Linked DNA regions of Homo sapiens: region 2 is linked to region 1. The links are chromatin contacts, found by Hi-C or POLR2A ChIA-PET in ENCODE. All regions are on one chromosome and are shown on one strand. Each heading gives the region's core, a stretch centred on a gene start or an enhancer-like site at or near the end of the contact. The rest is flanking DNA. Distances are from core to core; before and after follow the strand shown.

Region 1 (2,700 bases), core at 37-2,536:
TCAGAGTGAGCTACTATTCCTTTACAGAAAAGAAAAGACACTCAAACCGCCCCCCCACCACCTTTATTTATTTATTTATTTATTTTACAATGAATGAGTGGTCTCTTGGAAACTCTCCCATGTCTACTTCAAATGTGCTGTTTGAAATGTTGAATATAAATCATTGTACTATAAAGACATACACACATATGTTTATTGCAGTGCTATTTACAATAGCAAAGACAGGGAACCAACCCAAATGCCCATTAATGATAGACTGGATAAGGAAAATGTGGCACATATATACCATAGAATACTATGCAGCCATAAAAAGGAATGAGATCATGTCCTTTGCAGGGACATGGATGAAACTGGAAGCCATCATCCTCAGCAAACTAACACAGGAACAGAAAACCAAATGCCACATGTTCTCACTCATCAATGGGAGTTGAACAATGAGAACACATGGACACAGGGAGAGAAACAACACACACTGGGGCCTGTTGGGGGTGGGGGTTGAGGGGAGGGAACCTAGAGGATGGATCAGTAGGTGCAGCAAACCACCATGGCACACGTATACCTATGTAACAAAGCTCCACGTTCTGCATATGTATCCCGGAACTTCAAGTTAAAAAAAAAAAAAGAAAGAAAGAAAATGAAAAAAGAAATACTGAAGGCATGGGAAGACCATTACATATAGTTGCTACAGACTCAATTTCTGTTGACAGAAAAAAGAGACTTAGACAAAGGGCACTGGGCCAAACCTGAGGTAGAAAGAAAAGAGGTTTTCTGCCATCAGTGGGCATCATCATTTCACACTAAGGCCACCCCTCCACGATGAGTCTTGGAAAAAGTTTTTGTTTTATCTGACTGAGTTCTTTTTTTGTTTTCTACATAGGAAGAATCCCAGACAAACATGAAAATTCATTCCTTTCCTTGTTGCCTCCAGTGAAAAGAGATGGAGATGAGGGAGAAATTTACTGTTTACTCTTTTTTTTTTTTTAAGGTTTTTCCTATTTTCTTACTCCCCCCTGAGCAAAATACTCTGCAAATGGTCTCCAGGCTCTCAACAACAATACTCTGTTTCCATTTCTTACCGCATTTCCTTTCTTTCCCAGGACTCTTCTGACAGTGCCAAGTTGCACGCTGGGTTGTCATAGAATGTTCTGAAGTCGTGTAAAAGGAACTGGCACAAAGGAAAAAAAAAAAGAGTTTTTCTCCTACTCTGCTTAAATTAGTCGTTGCCTCCAGCAGCGATATCCATTTCCTTTCACTTTCCTGGTCTGGCTTCTTCTTCTTTTTCTTCTTCTTTTTTTTTTTTTTTTTTCCTGCAGATATTCTGATTTGAGCTCAGCACACACATTCACCCCAGAAGTTCCCAGGATGCCAATAAAGATCCTTGCCAGCAGATCTTATCATGTTCCTCTTGAAACGGTTTTGTCATTCTTTGGATGACTGTAGAACATCTAGTCTCATACATGCCTGTTTTTTTATTGGGTTTCTGCACAGTCACAACCCAATAATGCACAATGGTAAGATGCCCCAACTGACACAAAACTAAAGAGTCAAAATGCTCTCCGTTGTCAATTGCTGCTTAGCTCAGAGGCTGTTCCAAGATTTGCCTTGAGTTCAAAGAATTGACCCGAGGTGCATTTATCTTTGAAAATACATATTCTGTACAGCGCTTCTTCCTTTTGCCTGGGAAAGTCCTGGTTTGTGCCTATCACCCAGGAGTAATCATTTATAGCACCCATTTCATTCTCACAAGTGTCTCAGTTTGCACAGCAAGTTCCATAGTCAGCAAGGATACAGTATACATTGGAGACACAAAGATACAAAAGACAGTATCCTTGCCTTAGAAGAGCTCAGTCTTTTTAGAAAGACAGGTAAGTAGATGATTATAATATAAGAGCTAAGATAAAGATATGAATAGAGTTATATGACTTTGTCCCACTGTCTCTATGTCCCTTCTGTCCAGCACACTGTCCAGAACACAGAGGCGTTTGGTAATTTTATTGTTGCTGCTTTTGTTTTAACCAATCACAGTGTTCTTTCTATAGACAGAATTTTCCCAATAATGGGCCATTCTCCCTTTCTTCTGCTCCATCTTTTCTTGCTCCATTATTTTCTTCCATAACTCTTGAGTCTCCTGGACATATAACCTCAAAAAAAAAAAATAATCAAGAGCATGGACGAAAATCACAAGGGTAACAAACTGACATGCTAGCTCTGAGTCCCTCCTCAATCTTTGCATAAAAATCACAGGAGGTGCTGTTGCTGCCTCTTTCCACATGTTCTGTAGCCCTGAGTGCCAAGATACATCTGCCCCTGATGGCCCCAATTTGTAGTTTTTCCAGCTGTTTCTGCTTCTGCTGCCTTGGCTACTGGTAATATAGGCAGGTCTCGCTAATAGTACTTAAGATCAATACTGATGTTTTATCCAAATATGGTCAAGTTAATGCTAGGATTGAACTAATGGCTCCTGCTACCCCCAGGGAGGGCATGATCAGTGCCAAAATCACGGGCTATGGCCTCAGACTTCTGTGGCCATGCATAGGGCCCTTCTTGAGATGAGGGCAAGTGCTTCTCCACCCCAGTTATAACTCTTCTTATTCTCTGAAAAGGATGACTTCACTTATCATTTACTCATAAGATCCTCTTGCAAGCAACTCTTGTGTATGACTCCCACAAATGAATCATTCAAGCTGGGAGGTTCCATCT
Region 2 (2,700 bases), core at 111-2,610, 58 kb before region 1:
CCTTTTTATTAGGCCCCAGTCTCATTCCAGACACCAGACCAACTTAGACTGTGCCCCAAAAAATTTGTCATCCCTACTATCTTCTGTCCAGTCATACTCCTATTCACCGTTCTCAACTACTCATACATGCCCTGCTCTTGTTTACACTGCCGGTTTACACTGTTTCTCCAAGCCATCACAGCTGATATCTCCTGGTGCTATCCCCAAACTGCCACTCTAAACTCTTGAAGTAAATAATCTTTGCTGGCAGGACTACGCTGAATCTCCTTAGGCACTCTCTAATCAGATGTCCTGGGTCCTCCAATTCTTAGACCTTTTATACCTGTTTTTCTCCTTCTCTTATTCCATTTTTTAGTTTTTCAATTCATACAAAACCGTATCCAGGCCATCACCAATAATTCTACACGGCAAATGTTTCTTCTAACAATCCCACAATATCACCCCTCACCACAAAATCTTCCTTCAGCTTAATCTCTCCCACTCTAGGTTCCCACGCCACCCCTAACCCCGCTCAAAGCAGCCCTGAGAAACATCGCCCATTCTCTCTCTCCATACCATCCCCCCAAAATTTTCGCCACCCCCCACACTTCAACACTATTTTGTTTTATTTTTCTTATTAATATAAGAAGGCAGGAATGTCAGGCCTCTGAGCCCAAGCCAAGCCATCGCATCCCCTGTGACTTGCACGTATATGCCCAGATGGCCTGAAGTAACTGAAGAATCACAAAAGAAGTGAAATTGCCCTGCCCCGCCTTAACTGATGACATTCCACCACAAAAGAAGTGTAAATGGCCGGTCCTTGCCTTAAGTGATGACATTACCTTGTCAAAGTCTTTTTCCTGGCTCATCCTGACTCAAAAAGCTCCCCCACTGAGCACCTTGTGACCCCCTACTCCTGCCCACCAGAGAACAAACCCCTTTTGACTGTAATTTTCCTTTACCTGCCCAAATCTTATAAAACGGCCCCACCCCTATCTCCCTTCGCTGACTGTCTTTTCGGATTCAGCCCACCTGCACCCAGGTGAAATAAACAGCTTTATTGCTCACACAAAGCCTGTTTGGTGGTCTCTTCACATGGACGCCCCTGAAACATTTATCTCATCATTTGTTACCGAGCAACAATTCAAAACAACAATGCAGTGTCTGAAAGGAATAATTCATGGGGCTTTAAAACAATGAGAGAAGAAAAAAGGAGAATACAGTACATAGAATACAAGATGTATTGTTCTGAGGCAAGTCTTGGATATCATCTATTTCTACATTAGGTGTGTCTCAAGAGTCCAAAGCTTCTTGCTAATCTGATGACTCCCCACAACATCCTGGTATTATCATTCCATTTTTTTGAAACCTGAGCAAACTGAACCACAGAAAAATTGAGTGAATTGAGAAGGTCACGTGGAAGTCAAGCCCAGAATAGAACTGATGTCTGCTGGTTTCCCATCCAGTCATGACCCTTCCCAATACACATTATTTGAAGCAGTCTGGTCAGCAGTGGCTAACGGCTTTAATATTTTTGAACCATTAATTTTTTTTTTCTGAGTAACATTCCTGGCAAGCTTGCTTATTTTCCAGGGTGAGAGATATGTCTGAAAATAAAGTTAATGGACAATGTTGATTGTCACCCTAAAAAAAATAGCCTTAAAGCAGTGAATGGATTTTAACTTAAAATGTGGATTTTTAGGTTGCATTTAAATTTATATAAATGTCATACTAATATCGTGCATCTTGAAAAATAGAAAGGTTGAATGAAAAATATTGAATATCAAGGTAAGAGTTTTTGAAAAGGTTACAAAACCTGGATTCAGAATAACAGCAAGGCCTTTGGCAATGAGCTTGAATTCTTGCCAGGAAATGTAGTTCATCTTGGCATCCTGCCCTGACCTCACAATCCTGGGCATTGGCTTATATCTCGTGCTTCAGCCAACTCATTTCCTCCAGCCGAATCGATGACTTTCTAATAGCTGAGCATCCTGCTCTGAATCACTTGCAAACCACTAAGATACACTTTCTCTGTTTATTTTCTGACTTGAGACAGAGAACAGCAAGGTCAGTTGATTCTTTCAATGATTGCTCTTAAAATAAAAACTTTCACTGCAGTCGTTTGAACTTTTGAAAACCAATGTCCAATAATACAGCCATTTCAGCAAATTCAGTTGCTCATGATTTCATAGTTTTTCTATAGCTTTATCATCTCTATCTCTATGTATATCAATACATATATTAATGCATCAGTAATTAGTTAATGGGTATGTACTTTTATGTCTGTCAACCATAGTGCCTTATGCCACATAAATACTCAATGGATGCTAAAAAAAAAAAATGCATATAAAGGTAATAAATTGTTCTTTTGCAATTAGAGAGTTATTTTCATGCCAGCTGGAATGTTCATATTAAAATCAGAATAATCATGTATTTATCATTTGATGGGAAGAAGAAAAGTTTCACTAATTGGAAAGGAGCTTGTCTGAAAGCTGTGGAAGACAACATTGAATGGGCTTGTTAGGCACAGAACATAATCTTGATGTTGTAAGAGAATACGAGCAAAAGAATGGAGAGAAAACAAGTCACCATGTGAAAGTTTTAGTGTAAAATTGCAGTAGGAAATAAATTCACTGCTCACAATCTTCTTGATAGCCAACATTTTCATAAGCTTTTCCACCGTCATCGTCAACGTCATCACCATCTTACGACTATAGGTCA

Evidence for each region. Hi-C counts contacts between places; a loop is a spot of excess contacts on that map. ChIA-PET counts read pairs that join two places held with the same protein, here RNA polymerase II (POLR2A). Pooled maps may share reads with other maps.
Region 2: POLR2A ChIA-PET joins it to region 1 with 14 read pairs in BJ. The contact joins the enhancer-like site here to the promoter of LINC01085 in region 1. A Hi-C loop is called at or near these places in 3 of 168 maps with a recorded cell type or tissue (B cell and CD14-positive monocyte), 23 of 37 single-sample maps with no recorded cell type and 6 of 50 pooled maps. POLR2A ChIA-PET finds 5 or more read pairs at or near these places in 4 of 52 experiments (BJ, GM12878, OCI-LY7 and 1 more).

What each region holds. Positions count from the first base shown.
Region 1 is chr4:14,110,554-14,113,253 of GRCh38, reverse strand. LINC01085 (long intergenic non-protein coding RNA 1085) reads right to left here and starts at 1,286. Exons shown (of 3, transcript NR_033931.1): 1 at 1,077-1,286.
Region 2 is chr4:14,168,336-14,171,035 of GRCh38, reverse strand. All of the region lies in intron 1 of LOC124900670 (a long non-coding RNA gene), which reads right to left. Among named protein-coding and RNA genes, the nearest start is that of LINC01085, 58 kb to the right of the region's middle. RefSeq lists an enhancer at 340-911. Within about 2 kb of position 1,360, at least 4 of the 41 ENCODE cell types and tissues checked have a DNase peak (open chromatin) inside an H3K27ac peak, as active enhancers do; they include CD14-positive monocyte, where a contact is called at or near this core.